Linked DNA regions of Homo sapiens: region 1 is linked to region 2. A link is an interaction called in ENCODE POLR2A ChIA-PET data of the cell type or tissue named here. Cell type or tissue: K562. All regions are shown on one strand. Links, peaks and the distances in the headings refer to the core of each region. The heading gives the core; the rest is flanking DNA. Region 1 has its middle 34 kb from the start of PLEKHO2. Region 2 overlaps PIF1 (PIF1 5'-to-3' DNA helicase).

What was found. ChIA-PET counts read pairs that join two places held together with the same protein. Peaks named below come from ENCODE experiments on the same cell type or tissue, not always from the same donor. Only the 100,000 strongest peaks of a DNase experiment are listed, where the experiment ranks them.
Region 1: POLR2A ChIA-PET joins it to region 2 with 5 read pairs; 7 of 35 experiments call an interaction of 5 or more read pairs at or near these places.

What each region holds. Positions count from the first base shown.
Region 1 is chr15:64,873,010-64,879,563 of GRCh38, reverse strand. No RefSeq gene overlaps it. Among named protein-coding and RNA genes, the nearest start is that of PLEKHO2, 34 kb to the right of the region's middle. RefSeq lists enhancers at 6,409-6,458, 6,479-6,554. In K562, for the core only: no CTCF peak of the experiment used is centred there; no DNase peak of the experiment used is centred there; H3K27me3 peaks cover 329 bases.
Region 2 is chr15:64,808,047-64,821,276 of GRCh38, reverse strand. It overlaps PIF1 (PIF1 5'-to-3' DNA helicase), which reads left to right. Exons shown (of 13, transcript NM_001286496.2): 6 at 1-110; 7 at 189-295; 8 at 1,291-1,430; 9 at 2,054-2,160; 10 at 2,933-3,020; 11 at 3,186-3,331; 12 at 4,512-4,703; 13 at 4,920-5,645. The coding sequence ends at 4,979. Among named protein-coding and RNA genes, the nearest start is that of PIF1, 11 kb to the left of the region's middle. RefSeq lists enhancers at 1,294-1,794, 9,506-10,011, 10,012-10,519, 12,042-12,549. In K562, for the core only: no CTCF peak of the experiment used is centred there; a DNase peak (open chromatin) is centred at 8,026.

The sequences.
Region 1 (6,554 bases), core at 1,555-6,554, 62 kb before region 2:
CTTTCATCTACCCCATCTCTCCTCCCTCCTCACCTTATTCCCAATACTCGGTCTTTTAAAAAATAATGTTAGGCCAGGCACAGTGGCTCACGCCTATAATCCCAGCACTTTGGGAGGCCGAGGGTGGGTGGATCACCTGAGGTCAGGTGGATTACAGACGTGAGCCACCGCGCCTGGCCTGACTATTTTATTAATAGATTTAACTTATGTGTATGGCAAATAATAATAATTCAAATAGTACTGAAAAGTATCCAATTGTTGGTTGGGCGAAGTTACTCACACCTGTAATCTCTGCACTTTGGGAGGCCAAGGTGTGTAGATCGCTGGTTCAAGACCAGCCTGGTCAACATGGCGAAACCCAGTCTCTACTAAAAACACAAAAATTAGCCGGGCGTGGTGACACGCACCTGTAATCCCAGCTACTTGGGAGCCTGAGGCAGGAGACTCGCTTGAACCCGGGAGGCGGAGGTTGCAGTGAGCCGAGACTGCGCCACTGCACTCCAGCCTGGGCAACAGAGTGAGACTCTGTCTCAAAAATAATGATAATAATAATGTTAAATGTTCTGCCAAATCCTGAAGCTGCTGCCACAGCTGTATTTCAGGAAGCCCAGCCTGTGAGGATGCCGTCCCCCCTCCGCAGGAAGACGTCAGACAGGACACTTTCCATCACCCTGCTTCCTGATTCCAGGCATCGATGCTGAGCTGGACAGAAGGAAAACAGCCTTTTGGTGTCTGAGACAACAGCACAAATGACAGGACTGGCCTTCTTTCCTGAATGGGAAGAGGGTGGGGAGAAGAATGCTGCAGTGACCCGAGCTTGTTGATGCCCTGCCACAGGCACCCCAGGTGGCCTTGGGCAAGTCCCTTCTCTTGCCTCTCCACCTGTAAAGTGTAGGTTACTGGGGTCCCTTCACCTTAGACTTTCTTTGGTCAGAGCTACAGAAAGAGGTGGCTGTAGGGAGGACTTTCTGAAAAAGAGTAAAAAGGCTCTCCTTGCTCAGGAGGCTGAGGTAGGAGAATCGCTTGAACCTGGGAGGCCGAGGTTGCAGTGAGCCAAGATCGCAACGTTGTGCTCCAGCCTGGGCAACAAGAGCAAAACTCCATCTCAAAAAAAAAAAAAAGAAAGAAAGAAAGAAAGGAAAAGGCTCTTCTGAGAGACAGAGTGATGATACAATGATAGTAACAGCCACTGCTTCCTGAGGGCCTCCCGTGGGTACTGGGTGGGCATCGTCCAGGTGCCACGCATGCGTGATCCTATTTAATCTCCAAGCTCTCAGGTGGGCACAATTCTCCTCGTTTAACTGATGAGGTAACTGAAGAGCAGAAGTTAGGCGACTTGTCAAAGCTCACAGAGCTGAAAGGTCTGTGCCACATATCTGGTCCCATCTGCCACCTAGTCTTGTTGAATATCTTGTATATTTCAAAATGCTGAAAAACTCCGGGGTCCCTCTGGCCCTCCAGAAACAAATTGGAAGATACTTCCTGAGTTCATGGAACCCTGCCTCCCAGATCCACTGTAGAGACTGACCTTGGCCCAAGCCTGAGGGGTGATTTTGAGACAAATTCCTCTCAAGGGGAACCTTTTCACAGAGAAAAGAAGAGGGCTGTTTAGTCTGAGGAGACTTTTGCTCACCCATAGCAGGCACCCCAAATGTTCAGAATGACTTGGGATCTATTCTTCTCCCCTGGCCTTCCCCAGAGACAGAGCTGTTTGCACTCTCCTCATCCCACTGACCAGCACACTCTCACCCACACCACACCCTGGGCACTCTGGGGACCCACAGGCCTCAGCCTCAGCATGGCCTGGCGCTGGCCACAGCTGGGGCAGGGCTGCTTCCCTTCAGACCCAAGGCCACAGGCTGGAAGGAAATGGAGGTGGGAGGGGCCCAGAAAAGCTGACTAGGCTGGAAGGCTGGTTGGGAGGGAGGAAGCACAGAAAGGCCAGCCCAGCAATTTGGGCAAAGCTGGCAAGGCTGCCTTGGCATCTCTGCGGATTCAAGGCCACAAGGGCCTCACCTTGGCCACCCAGCCCCGGCTTGTGGCCAGGAGGCTGAGGAGAAGTCCTGATTGGGTCACACTCTGAGGGACTGAATCAGAACTTGGCCCTGGCTACCAAGACTATTGGACTCTTTCCCCTACCTGCAGCTCAGGGGTGTGGCTAGTGGGCAAAGAAATGCATATATATATGTTTGTTTGTTTTGAGACAGAGTCTCGCTTTGTTGCCCAGGCTGGAATGCGTTGGCATGATCATAGCCCACTGTAACCTGGGACTTATGGGCTCAAGGGATCCTCTCACTTCAGTGTCCTGAGAAGCTAGAACTACAGGTGCATGCCACTGCACCTGGCTAATTATTTTGTAATATTTTGTAGTGACAGGGTCTTGCTACATTGCCCAGGCTGGTCTCAAACTCCTGGCCTCAGGTGCTCCTCCTGCCTCGGCCTCCTGAAGTGCTGGGATTACAGGCATGAGCCACGGAGCTCAGCCCGCCTCTATCTTAAGCCTCTTCCTTGAGGCTCCAACCTGGGTCTCTGCTTCAGAATTCAACATCAAGAAATGAATAAAACAAGGGCCCAGCCTGAGCAAAATAGTGAGACCCTATTCCTACAAAAAATAAAAATAGTTTTTAAAACAGAAATGAATAAAACAAAAAGACACAAACAAAACAAAGCCTCTTTGAGGACAAGAGCCCCACTAAGCTGGGACAAATCTGATAAAACCCCAGAGCCTAGGTCTGGGCTGCTGCTGAACTCTCCTGACATTATGGTCTGCCAGGGACAGGTGTCTTTGCACATCTACGGTGACTAGTCCACTCACTCTACACCCCGTCCTGGTTGTGGCAAAGAGACTATACGTTGTCCACCTAGGTCAGGGTTTCTCAACCTCAGCACTACTGATATTTTGGATGAGGAGCCCCCAAGATGTTGTCGGGGAGGCTGTCTTGTGCATTGTAGGGTGTTCAACAGCATCTCTGGCCTCCACCCACTAAATGCCAGTAGCAATGTCCCCATTTGTGACAAAAATATCTCCAGACATTGACAAATGTCCTCTGAAGGCAACATCATCCCCATTTGAAAAACACTGCTCTAGCTCCATTCCCTCCCTTCTTTTTTAGTAATAAGACTTTTGATTTTCAGCTGGCACACAGTCAACAGGAAAAAAAACACCAGGCAGCTAGCTGCAAGACCACCCTCGCAATGAGGCAGCAGTACAACTTCCAGAAAGTGTCTCTAAAGGGAAAGTGTGCATCCTATACCCCTTCTTGCTTCCCAAGGGTGAGAACACTTATGCGGGGGCTGCAGCTGTATCACCTCATGGGTCCAGAAATCAAAGTCAAGGGGTAAGATGGCAGAGCAGTAAGAGGGAAGGAGGCTGGGTCCCAGATGACCATGGAGTGCCATGATAGAGATGGCCTCTACCACCAGACTTAATTCATGCAAGATAAATGAATTTGTGTCACTGCTGTCTTGGCCTAACTCCCCCGGAGCTGAGGTTTAGCCTCTGATGAACTCTTCTGACACCATGGCCTCTTGTCAGTCACAGTCAAATCTAATCTTAAGTAACATACAAGATATAACTCAGCAGTGCTTGTGGCTTTAATTATCCACTGTCTGGATGCCCGTTGACTGTCAATTTTTTGCCTCAGCTCAATTCTAGTAGTTCACCAGACCCCTCCACATGGCCACCATCCTCTCCCCATCCCGCCCTCCCCAGGGGCTTCCTATCTCAAAAAGGTACTCCCACTTCCTTAGAACTCTGTGAGTCATCTCTGAATTCCCTCTCTCCCATTCCATCTCTCCCACATTCACAATGCCCCAAAGTCCCCAGTTCTCCTCCACTCTACCCCTAATGCCACTGTTGCAGTTCAGGCCCTCACCACTCCTCCCCTGGTTCACTGTCACTACCTCCTAACTACCCTCCCTGCCTCCAGTCTCCACCCCACACCCCCACCTGCCGCCCCCCACCTCCTGAAACGACCCCCTCCCCAGACTCCCTTGGTCTCTAGGGCAAAGTCCAACCTTTCTGGGTGACCAGCATCCCCGCTCCCCTCTCCCACCTCACCTCCCAGTCCCCCACCTCTTACTTATAGCCAATAGGAGACTACACAAAGAGCTGACCATGGCTCCAGTAACCCGGTAACCCACTGTGACTCTGTTCCCTCTGTCTCCAATGTCCTTCCCTGCCACCTCTGTTCTGTAAACTCTAACTCCTCCTTTGAGGCCCAGGCAAAGAAACCTCCTCCTCAGGTTTCGACTGATTCCCTCAGCAAACACAGCCCATTGATGTCTGCTCTCTGCTGCCACAGAATTTGCCTGTGGGTCTAACACAGAGCTTGTCCCATTGCATTTATGAGTTGGAGTGCCTGTCTCCCTGACTGGCAGTGAGCAACCTGAGGAAAGATCCCATTTTATTGTACTTGGAATCCACGGCTCCTAATGTAATGTTGGCATGGAGTAGGTGCCCAATACACCATATGATTATCCATTTACTAAGTCCTTGCTATGTGGTGGGCCCTGAGCAAATGCTTTATCTAAATTATCTTATTTCATCCTCAAAATCGCCTTGCCAGGAGTGATTGTCTCCCCCTAAGAGATGAGACTACAATTCCAAGAGGCTGAGCAGCCACTGCAGGTGCCACAGCTTATGCACAGCAGTGTCAGAGACAGATTCTCCATCTGCCACACCCATCTCTCCCTTGGGATCTTGCCTCCCCTGCTGCCAACTCCAGACATGGTCTTCAGGGAAACACTGACCCCCAGAACTAACCAGATCTGGGTGTAGAAAAAGCTCTTTATCCTGTTATTCGGTTAACTTGGGATTTCTTAAAAAGGAAGTTTTAATGGGAAACCAAGAGAAAGCCACACACACACACACACACACACACACACACACACACACACACACACATTTTAACAAAACAAATGGGCAATACCAGGTCCCCTCTGAGCTTTTGTTTTTTTTTTTTGAGATGGCAGTGGCACGATCTCAGCTGACTGCAACCTCCGCCTCCCAGGTTTAAGCGATCCTCCCACTTCGGCCTGCATCACCATGCCCTGCTAATTTTTTTTTGTAGAGACAGGATTTTGCCATGTTGCTCAGGCTGGTCTCAAGCCTTGAAGATTGGCCTCAAGACATCTGCCCACCTCAGCCTCCCAAAGTGCTGGAATTACACATATGAGCCACCACCTCCCCTGGCCGCTCTGAGCTGTTATTTCCTCCTCTCTAAAACCAGCAGGTGAGACTAGACGTCTCAAAGATCCTTATCAGCCCCAATATCCTGTGATTCCATGGATGGAATAGTTTCTCAGACTGGACGGTGGGCTGACGAATTGTGTTGGGGAGGGCAGTCCCCTAGGGACACAGGCTTCATGGGGAGGAAGGCCAAAAGCAGACCAGCCCCACACACCCTGCTCTTTAAGACTCCACTTTAGAGGTCCAAAGGGAGAAAGGGGCCGGGCACGGTGGCTGACGCCTATAATCCCAGCACTCTGGGAGGCCGAGGCAGGTGGATCACCTGAGGTCCGGAATTCGAAACCAACGTGGCCAACACGGTGAAACCCCGTCTCTACTAAAAATACAAAATTAGCTGGTCGTGGTGGTGGGTGCCTGTAGTCCCAGCTACTCGGGAGGCTGAGGCAGGAGAATTGCTTGAACCCAGGAGGAGGAGGAGGTTGCAGTGAGCCAAGATCGTGCCACTGCACTCCAGCCTGGCTCCAGCCTGGGCCACAGAGCAAGACCGGGTCTCAAATAAATAAATAAATAAATAAAAAGGGAGGCCAGGCGTGGTGGCTCACACCTGTAATCCCAGCACTTTGGGAGACCAAGGCAGGCAGATCACGAGGTCAGGAGATCTAGACCATCCTGGGGCGGGCGCCCGTAGTCCCAGCTACTCGGGAGGCTGAGGCAGAAGAATGGCATGAACTCGGGAGGCGGAGCTTGCAGTGAGCCGAGATTGTGCCACTGCACTCCAGCCTGGGTGACAGAGCGAGACTCCATCTCAAAAAAAAACAAAAAACAAAAGAGAGAAAGGGATGGCTGGCCTAATAGCCTTCTGGACCCTCTGATAATCCTCCCCAGGGTGAGTGTGAGTTTGAAGCCAGATAGGCCTACGGCTTGGAGTCCAGATCTGCAAGCTGCCTGCTGGATGTTGAAGGGTCCTGTCTCCTCCCTAGGCCTCAATGTAGGCATCTTCCCTTCTGTGGGCCACCCCCTCTGGTCCCAAGCCCTGCCTGGCCCCTCCTCCCATAAAATTATGACAACAGAGAGTGGAGGCTTGTGGGCAAGTTCCTGAGGAGGCTCAAACTCAGCTGTAACCCTTGGAGCCACCGTCATTTCCCCTCTCCCGCCTCCCCAGCTAGGAGGCTGAGAAGTTTCATCACAGCTGAGCTGTTGTCCTTATAAGGGAAAGTCCTCCGAAGCCTCTCCTTTGGGCCATAGCCAGCTGGTGGAGAACCTGCCCAGGCCTTGGGGTATCCTCCCAGTGCCAGGAAAGGTGGGGGTGCCCCAAGGACTCTGGGGTGAGCCTCCATCTGAAATCACAGACCCTCCAGACAAA
Region 2 (13,230 bases), core at 4,963-9,962:
TCCGGCAGCAGAACAAGCCATTCGGAGGGATCCAGCTCATCATCTGTGGGGACTTTCTGCAGCTGCCACCTGTGACCAAGGGCTCCCAGCCCCCACGGTTCTGCTTCCAGGTATTACTCACCTCCTAGCTCTGCTCTCCTTGGGGGTCTGCTCTGCTCCTTGACCCACCCCCACCCTGCCCCCACCAGTCCAAGAGCTGGAAGAGGTGTGTGCCAGTGACCCTGGAGCTGACCAAGGTGTGGAGGCAGGCAGACCAGACCTTCATCTCTCTACTGCAGGCCGTGAGGCTAGGCAGGTGAGCTCTGCTGGTTGGGGAAGGGGCTATGGGATGAGGATCCAGGCATGGGCCACAGTGGAACACAGAGAGGGACTCACAGAAGGGGTAGAATTGTTACCCTCAGGAGCAAGCACTCCATGCAGGAAGAGGAGCCTTGGGCAGGGCACTGGACAACTCAGGATGGATTGTAGTCAAGACCATCATGGCACCATAGGAGATGGTTGCTCTGAGTGCTGGGACCTAGCCTCCCTCAGGGTTGGGTCTCCATCACCTAGCACAAGGCCTGGCATAAAGTAGGTGTCAGGGGCTGGGCACGGTGGCTCACGCCTGTAATCCCAGCACTTTGGGAGGCTGAGGCAGGCGGATCACAAGATCAGGAGTTTGAGACCAGCCTGGCCAACCTGGTGAAACCCAGTCTCTACTAAAAATACAAAAATTAGCTGGGCGTGGTGGCACGCACCTGTAGTCCCAGCTACTTGGGAGGCTGAGGCAGGAGAATCGCTTAAACCAGGGAGGCAGAGGTTGCAGTGAGCCAAGATCATGCCACTGCACTGCAGCCTGGTGACAGAGCGAGACTCCGTCTCAAAAAACAAAAACAAAACAGAAACATAAGCTAGATTTTTCACCCAAGGTAGGAGGCAAGTGGATAGAAGATTGTACCCTGGAGGCCAATCTGGGTCCTGCAAATCTCCAGCCTGTGCTCACTCATCATAGCCAACTTCCTCAGGAGTATTATGGAGTGCGAGGGTGGCCAGCTCTGACCTGGGGCAGCACAGGGAAGGGTGCCCACATGTGATCAAAGCTCAGTACCCTGCCCCTGCTTATTCCCCATGTTTGGGGTCCAAGTTTGGAAGGGACAGGTTGGCCAGCTTGAGGGGGCAGCAACTCTTCCCTGGTGCCCTCTTCCAGTCCCAAGGCCTGACCCATGGCCTGCTGCTTGAGCCATCCTGCCCATGTTCCCCACCTCCCCTGCTGCACAGGTGGGCTCTGCCCTGACAGTCCAGCCCCAACAGGTGTTCAGATGAGGTGACCCGCCAGCTCCAGGCCACAGCTTCCCACAAGGTGGGGCGAGATGGGATTGTGGCCACGAGGCTCTGCACCCACCAGGATGATGTGGCCCTCACCAACGAGAGGCGGCTTCAGGAGCTGCCAGGTGAGCAGGGAGCCTGGGCTGGGCAAGACCAGCTGGGAAGAGTTATAAGCAGATGTAGCCCCCAGGCAACCTGGGCCTCTGGGTCCTAGGCCCCCAACCTCTGAAGCCATAAAGGCCCTCATATTTGCAAATGCAACTGTGACTTTGAGAGGTGTGATGAACTAAATTCCACAGCCCCCCAGGCCTGCGCTGCCTCTACTCCCTACCCCCGTGCTCTGGTCTAATAGTTTTTTTTGGAGGCTGGGAGCGGTGGGTCATACCTGTAATTCCAGCACTTTGGGAAGCCGAGACAGGCAGATCACCTGAAGCCAGCAGTTCGAGACCAGCCTGCCCAACATGGCAAAACCCCATCTCTACTAAAAATAGAAAAAAATTAGCCAGATGTGGTAGTGGGCACCTGTAATCCCAGCTATTCGGGAGGCTGAGGAGAATTGCTTGAACCCAGGAGGCAGAGGTTGCAGTGAGCCGAGATCACGCCTTTGCACTCCAGTCTGGGCAACAGAGCGAAACTCCTTCTCAAAAAATAAAATTAAATTAAATTAAAATTTAAAAAAAGTCTTTTTTGGGATGCTGAGTCACAAGTCAGTGATTTGTGATCTGTTTGCTCAACTCTTTTTCTCCAGGTAAGGTACACAGATTTGAGGCTATGGACAGCAACCCTGAGCTGGCCAGTACCCTGGATGCCCAGTGTCCTGTTAGCCAGCTCCTTCAACTAAAGCTGGGGGCCCAGGTGAGTGGGAAGCAGGGCCTAGCCCCTGGGAGCTTGGGCTGTCCCGCATGGGCCTTGCTGATCCCTACCCCTCTGCCCAGGCCACTCTGCAGCCAGTGGGCCCAGCTTTGACCACACTGAAAACCTCCCTGCCTCCTGTTCCCACCCACCTTCCCATCTTAAGCTTTCTACTGTTTTTCTCTTCCTACACCAGGAGGTCCTCCAAGCAGTGTTGTTTTGGGCAAATTTCTTTCCCTTGCTGAAGCTCTGTCCCCTCATCCCTAAAAATGGGGAATGAAATACCTACCCCACACAGCTGTCTTCTGTAGTATACTTTATAAACAGGAGACAGTCCTGATTCCTCCCTCAATGTTGGGGGTGGGCAGAAGATTTTCCTTAGGGCACCCAAGGGGAAAATGCAGGCACAGTGTATCTGAGAGGGGTGGCAGGACCTAGAGGCCATCCCTCAAGATCTGTGGTCCACAGATGTACCTATAACCAAGCCAATCATTTTCAAAGCCCTGTGATAGAGGTTGCCTTATTGATCCCTTACCACCTCCTTCTGGGGCAAATTGAGCAAATATTATTCCTCTTTGACATAAAGAAAAATTGGGACCGAGGAAGATAAGGCAACTTGCCCCAGGGGTCACAGGCAGCCAGTGGCAGAGCTAAGGATTGGGATTCAGTGTCCCCATGACAGCTCCCTGCCCTCAGCCTCTGAGAACAGCCATGGCGAAGCTAAGACCAGGCATGGGTAGGGGGGCTGCTGTCCATTCCTCTCTCTCCCTTGCAGGTGATGCTGGTGAAAAACTTATCGGTGTCTCGGGGCCTGGTGAATGGTGCCCGAGGGGTGGTAGTTGGGTTCGAGGCAGAAGGGAGAGGTAAGTGTTGGGAGGAGGTGGCAGTCCTGCTACGGGGCTTTGCAGCATGGCCCCGGGAATGGTGGGGGGAGAAAAAGACTAGGAAGGAAAGCTCCAAAGGCCCCTGCTCCTCACCTCAGAGCCCTGAAGCAGAGCTAAAGTTGGACTGCTCCATGCTCTCCTTAGGGCTACCCCAGGTGCGGTTCCTGTGTGGAGTCACTGAGGTCATCCACGCTGACCGCTGGACGGTGCAGGCCACCGGGGGCCAGCTCCTCAGTCGGCAGCAGCTGCCCCTCCAGCTGGCCTGGGCGATGTCCATCCACAAGAGCCAAGTGAGCACCGGTGTGGGGGGCAGGGACAGGGAGGGCAGAGGGAGGTCAGGCATGTTGCAGTCTATGTGTCTTTTTTTTATTTTTGAGACAGAGTCTTGCTCTGTCGCCCACGCTGGAGTGCAGTGGCGCGATCTTGGCTCACTGCAACCTCCACCTCCCAGGTTCAAGAGATTCTCCTGCCTCAGCCTCCTGAGTAGCTGGGACTACAGGCGCATGCCACCACGCCTGGCTAATTTTTGTATTTTTAGTAAAGATGAGGTTTCACTTTGTTGGCCAGGATGGCCTCAATCTCCTGACCTGGTGATCCACTCACCTCAGCCTCCCAAAGTGCTGGGATTACAGGTGTGAGCCACCGTGCCTGGCCTATGTGTCTTTTTTTATTTTATTTTAGTTTAGTTTAGTTTTTGAGACAGAGTCTTGCTCTGTCGCCCAGGCTGGAGTGCAGTGATCTCGGCTCACTGCAAGCTCCGCCTCCCAGGTTCACACCATTCTCCTGCCTCAGCCTCCCGAGTAGCTGGGCTACAGGCGGCCGCCACCACGCCTGGCTAATTTTTTGTATTTTTAGTAGAGATGGGGTTTTGCCATGTTGGCCAGGCTGGTCTCGAACTCAGGTCATCTGCCCGCCTCGGCCTCCCAAAGTGCCGAGATTATAGGCGTGAGCCACCACACCCAGCCCAGAATAAACTTTTCTTTAGTGAATTTCCAAGTCCACCTCCTCTCCCTTTCCTGGATACATTCACTTCCCCTCTGCCATCTCCTGCCCCACCATTTTCTAAGCCACCACTAGATACGTAAAATTGTATAAATTGTATACAACCACTGTATCAAGTATAAAGTATAGATATAATGAATAATCCTATTTTGCACAGAAAGAAACCAGGGCTCATGTGTCCCATGTCACACAGTTAGTGAGTGGCAGCCTGGATTCAGCTCCACGCCTGTCTGACCCAGAGCCTGAGTGCTTTCCTTTCACTCCATCCCTCAACTCTTACCTGGATCTGTCTCCCGGTCCCCCTCCTACTCAGACAGCCACCTGCTGTCATGCTCTCCCTCTGTCTAGAGACTCTCTGGACTGGACGAGGAGATCCAGGGGCAGTAGCAGGGCTGGTAAAGGGTCAGGCCTTTCGGGGCAAGGGACTTAAGGCTGAGCTGACTCCATCTCTGTCCCTGCATCCCCCAGGGCATGACCCTGGATTGTGTGGAGATTTCTCTGGGCCGTGTGTTTGCCAGTGGCCAGGCCTATGTGGCCCTTTCTCGGGCCCGCAGCCTGCAGGGCCTACGTGTGCTGGACTTTGACCCCATGGCGGTTCGCTGTGACCCCCGTGTGCTGCACTTCTATGCCACCCTGCGGCGGGGCAGGAGCCTCAGTCTGGTAAGAGGGAGTCATCCAGTGGTGGGCTGTGGCCACGGGCAGGGTGGGAGCTAGGACAGAGGGAGCGCCGGCCCAGTGGGACCTGGGGTGGGGGCAGAAAAGCCCTCTGCTGGCTCCTTTAGGGGTGAGGGCAAAAGGAAAGAGATGCTGGCCCCCAGGTTATGGTCCTGGGGAACAGCACAAACCCATGACTGGGCTTCTCTGGCTCTGATCCAGGAGTCCCCAGATGATGATGAGGCAGCCTCAGACCAGGAGAACATGGACCCAATCCTCTGAGCCTCACCCACAAAGAGAAGACAAAGGGTGGCCTGTGGCCTCCCCGTCCTCCTGCTCCCTAGTGGCCCAGGGCCCCAGGGAATAACTGGAGTAGGCAGGCAGTGTCCCCTTCTGTATTTTTTAGGGACTCTCAGCCTCCTGGCAGGGTTAAAGGGAGAGTACTTTAAACCCATATACCAGCTGTGCTTCAGTTTCTCTCACTTTGCCCTGGGTAAGCTGCTGTAGGGTCAGAAGTAACCCTTTCTGTGCCAGTTGAGAATGAGCCTGTGTGGTAGCTGATGTCAGAGGACAAAGCTCTCTGCAAGGGCTGGACACAGAGCTGCAGAGTCCTGAACATCCCTCCTTTCAGGCTGCAGAAGGGAGAGGCAATGAAGACAGGTGCTCCGGAAGCAGCATCAGGGCTCTTGGAGGGGACTGGTGGGGACTCAGGCTGGGTGCAGCCTCCAAACAGAGAACGGAACTTAGGTGTGTCTCTACAGCTAGGCCCAGCCTAGCCCAGCCCAGAACAAACACCCTTCAGAGCCTAACCAAAGAACATAAGCTGCAAAATGTGCACCCATATTTTAAGCTGCTTTTTCAGGGGATAAATAGTGTTTGGGGACATTGAAATGGATGTTCTCAGGTTGTATTTATTTCGGACAAATAAACTAGAGAATTGTGTAAAAACTGTGCCTCCTGCCTCCTCTCTCTCCCCCTCTCACTTGTGCATGTGCACACACGTGTTTGTTTAGGCCACAGTGGCTGAGATCACACCCTTCTGTGAGGTGGTCTTAGTATCACTGGTCGTTTGAAAAGCTGAGTTATCTGATGTTGGTGACTAGCAATAAAATGACATTGTCACCGGGCATGATGGCTCACGCCTGTAATCGCAGAACTTTGGGAGGCCGAGGCGGGTGGATCACCTGAGATCGGGAGTTCGAGACCAGCCTGACTAACATGGAGAAACCCCATCTCTAGTAAAAATACAAAATTAGCCAGGCATGGTGGTGCATGCCTGTAATCCCAGCTACTCAGGAGGCTGAGGCAGGAGAATCACTTGAACCCGGGAGGTGGGGAAGTGGAGGTTGCAGTGAGCTGAGATTGCGTCATTGCACTGCAGCCTAGGCAACAAGAGTGAAACTCTGTCTCAAAAAAAAAACAAAACAGAAATGACGTTGTCATTTGGTGAAGGTGAGTTACCATCACCCAATAGTCAGACATACTAGAGAATTCACGTGGTGGGAAACAAACAGGCCTGCTATATGTTGCTGCATTTGCTAGGAGCCTGGGTTGAAATTTCTCAGTTTGAGCCTTGATGGTCTCCCCAGCTTGAACCTGATCATCAACAAACTAACTTCAGTTTTTCAAAAAGCCTGATGGAAATTGCCCAGGGGTCCTCATAGGCTAGCTAAAACTAAGATTCTCTGCTTGTGAGTGAAAAGGTATCGATTCTGGGTGGTAAATATGGGTTATGATGGAGGCATGCATTGGCAGCTACAGGTGTCAGATTAATAAAAAAGGTGGCTGGGGCCGGGCGCAGTGGCTCACGCCTGTAATCCCCAGCACTTTGGGAGGCCAAGGCGGGCGGATCACGAGGTCAGGAGATGGAGACCATCCTGGCTAACACAGTGAAACCCCGTCTCTACTACAAATACAAAAAAATTAGCTGGGCATGGTGGTGGGCGCCCGTAGTCCCAGCTACTCTGGAAGCTGAGAATGGAGTGAACCCGGGAGGCGGAGCTTGCAGTGAGCTGAGATTGCACCACTGCACTCCAGCCTGGGTGACAGAGAGAGACTCTCTCTCAAAAAAAAAAAAAAAAAAAAAAAGATGGCCTGATAAGGTGGCTCACACTTGTAATCCCAGCATATTGGGAGGCCAAGGCGGGTGGATTGCTTGAGCCCAGGAGTTCGAGACCAGCCTGGGCAACATGATGAAGCCCTTGTCTCTACCAAAAAACAAAAATTTGCCGGGCACAGTGGTGTAGTCCCAGGAGGAACTCTGGAGGCTTGAGGTCAGGGGTTCAAGACCAGCCTGGCCAACATGGTGAAACCCCATGTCTACAAAAATTAGCTGGGCATGGTGGTGCCACCCTCCCTGACCTGGAGAAGTCAATTTTTTTTTTTTTTTTTTGAGACAGAGTCTCGCTCTGTTGCCAGGATGGAGTGCTGGAGTGCAGTGGCACGATCTCAGCTCACTGCAACCTCTGCCTCCCTGGTTCAAGCGATTCTCCTGCCTCAGCCTCCCAAAGAGCTGGGATTACAGGCACATGCCACCAAGTCTAGCTAATTTTTGTATTTTTAGTAGAGACAGGGTTTCACCATGTTGGCCAGGATGGTCTCGATCTCCTGACCTTGTTATCTGCCCACCTTGGCCTCCCAACTGCGCCCGGCTGAGTCAATTGTTTTTCTGTGACACAATTTCTTTTCTCTGTTCCAAACAGAAGACACTCTTAGGAGCAGAAAACAAGCCCACCAGAGTGACACCTCCTTCCCCTACCCCACAACAAGTGGGCAACCATGGGGGTCTTTAAATGTGGTGCCATTTATATGTCAGATGTTCCCAATTTCCCCATGCAACACATCCCTTCTCCCAGGTCCAGCTGTGAGCAGGTCACACTGAGGCCCTGCCCTCAGGGCAGTTACAATCTGGTTGCACTTTGCTGCTTTCACTCTTTCCTTCTACTGAACACACGGTCTGGGGACCACCCAGTTCAGCCCAGATAGCACTATCTCATATTCTCTAACAGCTCTGCAACCTTCGGTGGTCTTGGATGGAAAGAGGAGAAACTGACTCAGGATAATTGAAGCAGGAAAGGAAGATAACAACAGGCTATCTCAAAGAACTGATATGAAGCCCAGAAAACTAGGCTTGGAAACAAATAGGAATCAGAAAGGCTAGAGCCACTGGCAGGAGTAGAGCTGGGAGCAGTCAGGCCAGGAAGACCTTTGCAGCCGCCACCAGACACTGAGCACAGCTGCCAGGGGCAGGAGCTCTGCACTCTGCTACCTCCTCCCCCGATTCAGTTCAGACCTAAAGGCGGGTATGGGGCTGGGTGACCTTGGTCTCCCATGCAAGTCCTGTGGCTACTGGCAAGAGGCCAAATGTTTCATCAAGTTGCAAGAGGGCCTAGTGATTCTGTCCAGGATGACTCTCTAATCACCCCCGAAGGCCGGGTTGTTGGGGATGTCTGAGGGTCCGGTGATGCAGTTATCTTCTGCATCCTCACCTGGGACTCCTCTCTCTGACTCCATCCTCCACACATGGCTGAGGCATCCCACTCACCCAGCCCCTTCCCCTTCCGCAGGGGCTGATCACAGCTTTTCCCAGTCTCATATGCATCTGTCCTGCTATATAAAATGTCTTTCTCGTGAGACTACCTGGGCACCGGAAAGTCCTCTCCTTAGCAATCCCTTCTCATGGTGAAGATGCTCTCTGGAAGGCCCCCAGAGGAAGACAAGTGAGTTCCACATGGTGGGTGAGCTCCAGACATTCCTGACCCGCATGCCAGATCACAATAGTGGATTATTTTATGAGGTGTGCAAGAAACCTCACGGCTCTCTATTTTCTTGACATCTAATTTAACTTAACTTTGAGCCTGTATCCCGAGGGGTGTAGGGAAACCCTATCTCAGTCAGACAGGAGGCTCCTCAATCCCCAGGGTCAAATGAGAGTGGGGCTTATAGGAGCCGCTCTCATCTTCAGGGCCCGCCCTGATCACCATCCATAGGCAGTAACTCAGCCTGGGCCCTGGGATGGGGTGGGAGGCTTTCTGAGACTCTCCAGTACCTCATGCCAGGCCCTCTGGGCCCCTGCCACCTCCCTGTGGTGCTCCCAGAGGACCCTCTGACCACTTGCCCCTCCCCAGTCTATGGAACCCTCCTTCTCTCTGCCTCTCCTTCCCCCCAGCATCATCCTCTCAAGGAACTTTACCTGTGAAGCAAAGGCCAGGAAAGACTGTGTCCTCAGATAACTTCTGGATTTGAGGCAAAGAAGCACAGGGAGAGCCATATACGGTGGCTCGCACCTGTAATCCCGGCACTTTGGGAGGCTGAGGTGGGTGAATCACTTGAAATCAGGAGTTTGAGACCAGCCTGGGCAACAAGGTGAAACCCATCTCTACCAAAAATACAAAAAATTAACCAGGCATGGTGGTGCGTGTCTGTGGTCCCAGGAGGCTGAAGTGGGAGGATCACTTGAGCCCAGGGGGCAGAGGTTGCAGTGAGCCAAGATATCATGTCACTGAAACTCAGGCTGGGTAACAGAGTGAGACTCCAGCTCAAAACAAAACAAAGCAAAAATACACACACACACACACACACACACACACACACACACACACACACACACACACACCCAGCACATGGAAAGGGGCAGGCAGACAGCAAGGGAATGAACAAAGAAATAAGGAAGGTAGAGAGCTTACCCTTAGGCGACCAGGACTTGCTACCTGCCCAAGAAAGCTGCCCTCATATAGCAGGGTGTGGGTGGAAAAACTCCAACTGCTTTTTCCTGTTCTCTCAACAGCAACAACAATTAACACAGAGAGAAGACTTCTGTGACCAAATGCAGGGACTTCTTCCCATCAACAAACAAGCAATTCTGTAGCGGACACTAGCTGGGTGTCCTCTAATTTAATTCTGAAGCTATCTACCTGGAGGCAGCCTCAGATCCCACAGGTTGAGGACTCAGTCACCAAAACTGACAGCCCCTTCAGACAGTCACAAGTCTGGGCCTCTGGAACTTCTGACCGACTGGCTTCAAGTTGGGGTTCCCAAGACCCCCCTCTTTTGGTTTGATTAATTTCCTAAAGTGAGTTACAGAACTCAGGGAAACACATTTATCACTTTATTAGAAAAGGATACGTGGGGGAAGGGGTGTGGAGCTTCCCTCTGTGGGAAAGCCTTCCTCCACTAATATCCACTTGCTCAGCTACCCAGAAGCTCTTAGAACCTCTGCTTTGGGGCCTTTTATGGAGAATTCATTATGTAAGCATGATTGATTAACCATTGGTCATCAATTTAACTTTCAGCTCCCTCCCCTCCCCTGAGGTCATAGGGTGGGGCTGAAAGTCCCAACCCTCTAATCCTGCCCTGGTCTTTCTGGTGACCAGCCCCATCCTGAAGCTGCCTAGGGGCTGCCGGCCATCAGGCAATCATCAGCATACAAAAAGACACTTATCACTTTGGAGATTCCAAGGATTTTAGGAGTTGTATGCCAGGAAATGGGGATGAAGACCAAATGTATATTTCACATTCTTACAGGCTGTGCCACTGCTGATGGGGGCAGGGGGCACCCCTTCATTTCTGTTTCCTTCCTAGTTGGGGGATTTCGCACTCTCCTCTCCACTCTCCCACAGGAAGGCTGGAGTTGACTTTGCCAGGTGGACGAGTTGGAGAAAAGGTGTTTGGAGAGAGGAGCTACACAGTGCAAATGCACAGAGATGTGAACTATCCTTGATGGACCTATGGTCCACTTTAAAGGCTTTAATGCAAGAGAAGGTGGTATGTGGGGAGGCTGGCCTGGCCCTGAGGGGGCTGAGCCCAGAGTAGGGGGCTCAGCCCAGGGCGATCCAGTCCCCAGCTGGGAGGCAGGCAGGGGGCCAGGCAAGAGGGGCGGGGCGATGGCCCTCAGAAAGATAATCTTATGACCTGACTTGTCACAGTTCCTGCCACTTCTCAAAGACATTCACCCTTGGAGGGGGAGTCCCACTACCTGCTGTCCCTCCACTTGCCTCCTGTGCCTTATGCTCCCTCCTCAGTGTCCCCTGGGATCTGCATCTGAGGGTAGTGAGCAATTTACAGCTCAGTCTCCCTGCTAGGATGAAGCGGATCCCTTGATCCCGAGAGACACAGCTGAGATGTCTTTGTGTCCTCACAACCCTCAGCAGGATGACTTTTGAAAGCAGATGCTTCATTAAATGTTTCATAAGTGAACAAAGGCTTGGACAGTGACCTGAGAGGTAAGGAATGTTTACTCCCATTCTGCAAAGGAGGTAGCTGAGGCCTGGAGAGGTTCTTAGTGGCAGAACTGGAACTAGAATAGAACCCTGAGCCCTGTGCGCTCCTTCACCCTGTCTTCAGTGGGGTGCCAACTAGGCCTGACCCCATCCTTTCTGACGTCCTGGTATATTTTTCCCATCCGCACTGGGCTAATGATCTTACTTAACCCCCAATCCCGGAGCAGCCGGGCCCTCCCGCTCCCCATGCACTGCAGACCACTAGGTGGCGCCAATTGGTCATTCAGTCCTTTCCCAGGGAACCGCAGAGCCTTTGTCTCCCAGTCTCTGGGCTTAGGTGGGGGGTGCATGGACACTTTAGGAGGTGGGGGCTGAGTTAGTGTAGAGCAGGGAAGTTTTAAATAATCTTCCATCAGATTATCTGCTTTGTGCTCATTAACCCTCTTGTTGGTTTGTTTTTGTTTTTGAGATAGGGTCTAGCTCTGTCACCCAGGTTGGAGTGCAGTGACGCAGTCAGAGCTTGCTGCAGCCTCGAACTCCTGAGCTCAAGCAATACTCCTGCCTCAGCCTCCCAAAGCATTGGGATTACAGGGGCGAGCCACCATGCCCGGCCTCATTAACCCTCTAGTTTGTTTTTCACAATAACCCTGGGAGGTTGGGACAATTGTCCCCATTTTATAAAGAGAGAAACCTAATTTCTTTTTCTTTTCTCTTTTTTGTTTTTTTGTTTTTTTTGAGACAGTCTTGCTCTGTCACCCAGGTTGCAGTGCAGTGGTGCCATCTCAGCACACTGCAACCTCTGCCTCATGGGTTCAAGCAATTCTCCTGCCTCAGCCTCCCGAGTAGCTGGGATTACAGCTGGCTAATTTTGTATTTTTAGTAGAGACGGGGTTTCTCCACGTTGGTCAGGTTGGTCTGGAACTCCCGACCTCAAGTGATCTGCCTGCCTTGTTCTCCCAAAGTGCTGGGATTACAGGCATGAACCACTGCGCATGGCTGAGAAACCTAACTTCTGAGAGGTTAGGTGACTTGGCTATGGCCACACTGCAAGCTGTATCTGGAACCCAAGTCCCAAATAAAGGGTCCTGGGATTTTTGCAAAGTCAGCAGAGAGCCCTGAAGCCAGATTCCTGTGTTTAAACACTGGCCCCATCAGTTCCCGACTGTGTGACTGTGGTTATTCTGCTTAAATCTGAGCTCTGGTTTCATCGTTGGTGAAATGGGGATAAAGCCGATCAAACATGGATGGAGTTAGGAAGACAGAAGAGCTGGAGTCAGGCCAGGGATGCAGCAAACCCTCAAGGTTAGCTCTTATTTATTTGTCTTGATTATTGTCACCTGAAGGGGCCATCCCCCGCCCCATTAACCCCCTCTTGAGCAGCCTCTGGGGAATAACAAAGAGAATTCACAGCAGCCCAGAGTAAATGAATGCCATCTTTCACAAAGCCTTCCTTCCTGTCTGGCCTTCTGGAGGACCTGGGCTGCGCCCACCCACCATGGGGAAGGGGAGGATGAAATCTCCCCACTCTGCCTCCCGCAACACACGTGAGGTACAGGTCCCGGTCAGTTAGTGCACTTGGGCATAATCCCCCTTCTGTCTTCTGCCCATTTTCTTATGAAAGCGACTTCGACAACTCTAAAGTGGAATTTTTTTTTTTTTTTGAGACGGAATTTCGCTCTTGTTGCCCAGGCTGGAGTGCAATGGCGTGATCTCGGCTCTCTGCAACCTCCCCCTCCCGGATTCAAGCAGTTCTCCTGCCTCAGCCTCCTGAGTAGCTGGGATTACAGGCATGCACCACCACGTCCGGCTAATTTTGTATTTTTAGTAGAGACGGGGTTTCTCCATGTCGGTCAGGCTGGTCTCGAACTCCCAGCCTCAGGTGATCCGCCCACCTCAGCCTCCCAAAGTGCTGGGATTACAAGTGTGAGCCACCGCGCCCAGTCTACAGTGGAATCTTTAGACCTAGTTTACAGAGGAAGTCAAGGCTCACAGAAGGTGGGTGGCCCTAGGTCATATGGCTGTAAATGGCAGATCCAGGTTGGGCATCCAGGTATCTGAGGCCTCACCTTGGTGTTCAGGGCCTTTGAAAAAAGGACTGAACATGGGATGCTTCCTTTCCCCCTAGCTCTGTCCCCAAAACTCCACAGGCCAGACTCCATTTCCTTAAGATTCCAAGAGCATCACCTGCTGGGACAGAAATGGCAGGGGGGTGCCCCTGAGTCCTTGGCCCTGGCAGGCCAAGATGGGAGGGGTGGGGCTTGAAAGGCTTAGAAGGTGACCTTGAATAGGGAATTGGAACCCTAAATTCCTGAGGA